Linked DNA regions of Mus musculus: region 1 is linked to region 2. A link is a contact called in ENCODE Hi-C or POLR2A ChIA-PET data. All regions are on one chromosome and are shown on one strand. Each heading gives the region's core, a stretch centred on a gene start or an enhancer-like site at or near the end of the contact. The rest is flanking DNA. Distances are from core to core; before and after follow the strand shown.

Region 1 (2,700 bases), core at 118-2,617, 2.3 Mb after region 2:
CACCACAAGCCAATCTTTGAAAAAACGTCCTTTTTAAGTACCATCATCTCCATATATCTTTGAAGGTTCCTGTTGTGTTTTGGAAATTTAAAAAGCAGCCTGCCTAGCTTTTTGAAAGGAAGACCTACTGGAACTTTATTAATTTCTAACAGAGGCACCGTATATATTTTCACTGATGCAAACAGACCAGTGCTAGGGATACAATCCAGGGTCTTGACTGTGCTGTGGGAATCCTCACCACCGAGCTAGCCATCTCCTTCGAAAAGCTCAGGAGGGGAAAAATAAAACACTCAAATTACGCATATCAGCATTTTTAACTTTTCAGAGACCCTCAGTAGGTCTTTTGGCATCTTTCTATAGTGAACTTCAGAACCTGAAAAACAAACACACAGTACTGTTTGAGTTACTGGAGAAAAGGTGTTGAGATGCTGAGCAAATAGGCTCAAAAGTTCTTTAAGTATTCTGAATGTATTTTCATCGGTAAGGGTACCAAGTGGTTAAGGGAAGGGGATGATGTGTTAACTAACGTTATCTGCACGAAGATGTCACAACAAAACACATTATTTTGCACAATATAGGTAACAAAAGAAAAGGGAAGTTTTCCACAGTTATCAACTTCGAATATACGCAGTATTTTAGCACAGTTCATTTAGCGTTAGTCGAGAAAGACTGCTCACTTGCAGTCCCTTTTCAATGTCGTTTACGTTCGCTGGTGGGGTAAGAAAGGTTAGGTGCTAACTTCTTTTGGTAGATCCTTCCTTTGTCAGTTTCAGGGCCAAGCTCCACAACCCTTCGCGATCACATTATCTAGCAAAGGATTTCTTTGAGGCCCTTTGCAATTCACGACCGAACGAAAATTCAGTGGTGGGAGCAGGGGTCTGACACCTGAGGAAATGATCATGAGGGATTAAGAAAAATGACAAGGCAAAAAATAAATAAATAAAAATAACCTAGGTTTAGCTCCACTCACAGGGTGCACGCGAGCTTTTCGTCTTACAGGCGCGAGGCCCGTCGTCCCGAGTCCCCACACCACAACAAAGACACATTTTGCCCAGAGAGTCTCCCCAGGAAGTCTAAGGGTTTCTCCACGCTCAGTAAAGCGACTCCCTGTGTCCCGGGGTGGCGAGGCCTTGTGCAACCCCAGCGGGTTGCGGTTCACTCCGACTCGCGATGGCATTTCTGGCTCGACAGCCCTGAAGGTCCCCAGTGTAGCCTCCGTTCAGTCCTAGCCGGTGCGCGAGGCTATCAAGTTCTACATCCTAGCCTCACCATTCTCACCATGCCACCTTTCGGCTCCACGAGCCCCTCGAAACCTCGGCTCGCCGCAGCTCCAGGGCTCCAACATGGCGGCCGGTCCAGTTCTTCTCTGGGCGCTCTGACCAGAGCATCCTGGGTATTGTAGTTCCAGCTGTAGCCTCTACGTCGCTCCCGGACTTCAAAGGACTACAGATCCCAGAGTGCACAGCTCTGGAGCATGGCTATTGGGGCCGCTCGGACAGAGGGATGATGTCATTGCAAAACCCTACTGCATTCATTGTGCTACGGTCTATCCACCCCCCGCCCCCCCGCTGCTGCTGCTGGGCTCGCTATTGCCGCTCGCTCCAGCTGAGCCCTGAGTAGCAGCAGGACCAGGGCAGGGACTGACTCCAGTCCTTGGACTTAGGACACCGCAGCACCTTCTCTTGCGTGCGTGACTCATTCGTATATCATTTCTTTTTATGCCTGGGGTGGGGAGAAAAATCCCAAACCAGGTGAGTTGAAGTGATTTATTCAAATCGTTTTCCCAAGTTATCCCTCCCGCTTAGTTCTCAAGGCTTTCTTTTGAGAAGATGGGGCCGGGAATGGGGGTATGGATTCGGGAGGTTCTCACCGGCGCTGCTAAGAGCTAAATAGCTCTGTGCAATTTGGGTCACTGCAAAGAACAACTCCTGCAACCTGCCCCCGCCAGAGGACTGGTGCCTGCCAATTTCCTTGCTTCAACTCCCTTTAACCTTTTTAAGGCTAGGAGAGGGGGCTGGGCTGGGAAGGATGTTGGGAAGTGCACTTGGAAAACACGAGGAGGGCAAAGGTGGGGGACTGCAGTCCTGTCATTCCACGACCCCAGTGCTGAGGTTTGAGTGGGAAAGGGTGATGTGTGGGGAGAAATGGAGACAGTAATTTAATGTGGCCGTACTTCTTGAGAACATTTGTGTCGCTTGGACTAGCACACACTATTTTTAAGATGAGCAGGTTTCTCTTGAGTCGCTTAAGTTTCGTAGGGCTTTATTTTATGTTTGTATGTTTGTGTCGTTTGTCTCGCCTTTTCCTGCTGATTTGAGGTGACAGTGTCCTTTAATGGTGCACTCCGTGCCAGTCAGAAATATTTCACGTGTCTAGGGAAGGATCTCTTCGGCTGCTAGAAGCTGCATTTTTGTTAAGCGTTTTCATTTTTTTGTGTTCTCCCGACTGCGGGATTCGGGATGGTTTGGAAGTAGAATTTGTGCTTGTGTGAGTGTTTTAAATTACATCGCGATAGGCTCTTGCCACTGACAATGGTACTGTAACAAGCTGCCGTTTCTGAGGCTTAGTCTCCACTCAGAAATAACGGTTTGCAGACGGAATCGATTAGGAACCTGGGTGCTTTCTTGTTCTTTTTCTTTTTAACACTTTAGGGGAAGGAAAAGTTGAATGTTGTGTCACCCCGTTACTGGACTTTAATGA
Region 2 (2,700 bases), core at 106-2,605:
AACAAAACAAAACAAAACAAAACAAAACAAAACAAGAGTTGCCTTGGTCATGCTGTCCCTTCACAGCAATGGAAACCCTAATTAAGACATTTGTCTTTATGGAAGATGTCATGCATACTTTTACACAGAGTTTCATGGTGGTCAGGTCATATTGCTGCATACTCTCGATTATCAGCAGGAAACTCTTCCACCAAACTGTGCTTTGCTTAAAAATGCCTAAAATTGGGCTGGTGAGATGGCTCAGTGGGTAAGAGCACCCAACTGCTCTTCCGAAGGTCAGGAGTTCAAATCCCAGCAACCACATGGTGGCTCACAACCATCCGTAATGAGATCTGACTCCCTCTTCTGGAGTGTCTGAGGACAGCTACAGTGTACTTACATATAATAAATAATAAATAAATCTAAAAAAATAAAATAAAATAAAATGATTTAAAAAAAATGCCTAAAATTAAGAACTCTGGGATCATACTCTTGAAGTTTGAATCAACACTGGCTACTCAGTGTGTTAAACTGAATTACATTACTTTGTTTGTCCTGGTGGTTGCAGAAGCCCCCCCCCCCCCCCCCCCCCCCCCCCCCCCCCCCCCCCCCCCCCGCACTATTGGCCCAATGTGTAGTGAGGCTTAAAAGAATTCGTTACATCAGTGCTATGTGCATGAACTCATTGAATAAAAAGTGAAGTGTTTTGTTCAAGACTTGGTCTTTTCAAAAAGCTGGTATTTTAAAAACGGAAAAAGCCTAAGTAACTACCATGACTTGACAAAAGAAAAAAAAAGCAGAAAACAAACAGCAAAACAAGAGACCAGTAAACAAACCAACCACCCACTCTTGGCAAAGGAGCTAATTCTGCAAGTGACCCTTATTGCAAAAACAAATGATAAATAAAAATGATGTAATAATGACAATAATAGCAGTAATAGTATTATGAAAGATCATTTTCTGAGACTAAGGACCTCTGAATGTCGCCTGGGGAGTTAGTGTCAGTACGTGACTGCGTTCCCCAGAATTTGGTAACACTTCTGATTTAAAGTCTTTTGTTTTAACGGGGACTATTTCCTTATGCGTGCTGTTTTTTGCTTGCAGTTTAGAGAGAAACAGCAAAAATAAAAGCGTTCACAAAAACAGTTTTTTTTTAATATAGCTACGTCAAATATGTCTAGATGTCATATTGGATCGAGGAGAGTGGTACCGGGTAGTACCGATGAGTGGGGGGGGGGTGGAAACTAGGTTTTATTGTGTTTTGCCTGCTGCTCCTATGACATCACCGCAAAGCCGAAGTTACTGCACCTCGAAAGCACTCGGAATCTCGCGATACTCTGGCTGGAGCGAAGCGCGTTTTTGTGGGCGGGGTGGGCAGAGAGTAACTTCCGGCCAGGCCGCTGTCTGGGTGGCGCGGCCGAGTCCTCCCCCGGGCCTCGCCGCTTCGCGCTTCCACTGCCTTCCCCCCGCCTCGTGCGGGGGGTTGGGCGGCCGCCGGAGGCCACTCGGACCTTGCCCCGCGCCTGCGGTCGGCCCGGCGCCGTGGCTCTGCGCGCTGGGGGCCCGGGGTCGGAGTGGCTGCGGCCTACCCGGGCCCGCCGCTCAGCCCCATGAGGCACAGCCTGACCAAGCTGCTGGCAGCCTCGGGCCGCGACTTCCCGAGCCGCCGCGACAGCCGGGAGCCGCCCGCCACGCGCGCGCCGCCCCGGGAGCCGAGCGGGGCAGCCGCGGGGGCGGAGACCCCGAGGCCCGGATCGCCTGACCGCGAGCAACCTCACGGGGACGGGGACGGGGGCGAGCCGGAGGCCCGGAGCGGGAGCCGCGGCAGCGTGGCCGTGCGCGCGCCCGCGCCCTCGCCCCTGAAGATGGAGGAGGAGGAGGAGGACGCGATCGCCATGGTCCCCAAGGAAGAGCCGGAGGACATGGACTTTCTCTCCGGGCTGGAGCTGGCCGATCTGCTGGACCCTCGGCAACCGGACTGGCACCTGGAGCCCGGGCTCAGCTCGCCCGGGCCCCTGTCCTCGTCCGGCGGAGGCTCGGAGAGCGGCGGCCTGTTGAGGGGGGACGACGACGACGACACCGCGGCCGCCGAGATGCAGCGCTTCTCCGACTTGCTGCAGAGGCTGTTGAACGGCATCGGAGGCTGCAGCAGCGGCGGTGACCGCGGCGGCGGGGAGAAGAGGCGGAGAAAGTCCCCGGGAGCAGGAGGCGGTGGCGCCAACGACGGCAACCAGGCGGCGACCAAGAGTCCCCGGAAGGCGGCGGCGGCCGCTGCCCGTCTTAATCGGCTCAAGAAGAAGGAGTACGTGATGGGGCTGGAGAGTCGGGTCCGGGGACTGGCAGCCGAGAACCAGGAGCTGCGGGCCGAGAATCGGGAGCTGGGCAAGCGCGTGCAAGCACTGCAGGAGGAGAGTCGCTACCTACGGGCCGTCCTGGCCAACGAGACCGGACTAGCTCGCCTGCTGAGCCGACTGAGCGGCGTGGGACTGCGGCTGACCACCTCCCTCTTCAGAGACTCGCCCGCCGGCGACCACGACTACGCCCTGCCGGTGGGGAAGCAGCCGCCGGAGCCGCGGGAAGAGGACGACGCGGCGGGAGGAGTGTGTCTCCATGTGGACAAGGATAAGGTGTCGGTGGAGTTCTGCTCGGCGTGCGCTCGGAAGGCGTCGTCGTCTCTTAAAATGTAGGGTCAAGTAATCTGCTCTTTATCCGCGTTTACCC

What was found. Hi-C counts contacts between places; a loop is a spot of excess contacts on that map. ChIA-PET counts read pairs that join two places held with the same protein, here RNA polymerase II (POLR2A).
Region 1: a loop to region 2 is called in a map of heart, with 6 times the contacts of the local background. The contact joins the promoter of 4632427E13Rik here to the promoter of Crebzf in region 2. A Hi-C loop is called at or near these places in 1 of 37 maps with a recorded cell type or tissue (heart). POLR2A ChIA-PET finds 5 or more read pairs at or near these places in 1 of 5 experiments (embryonic stem cell).

What each region holds. Positions count from the first base shown.
Region 1 is chr7:92,740,092-92,742,791 of GRCm38, forward strand. It overlaps 4632427E13Rik (RIKEN cDNA 4632427E13 gene), which reads right to left and starts at 1,368. Exons shown (of 2, transcript NR_015510.1): 1 at 971-1,368; 2 at 615-885. It overlaps Rab30 (RAB30, member RAS oncogene family), which reads left to right and starts at 1,623. Exons shown (of 5, transcript NM_029494.2): 1 at 1,623-1,751.
Region 2 is chr7:90,441,426-90,444,125 of GRCm38, forward strand. It overlaps Crebzf (CREB/ATF bZIP transcription factor), which reads left to right and starts at 1,356. Exons shown (of 1, transcript NM_145151.3): 1 at 1,356-2,700. The coding sequence starts at 1,590. The coding sequence ends at 2,666.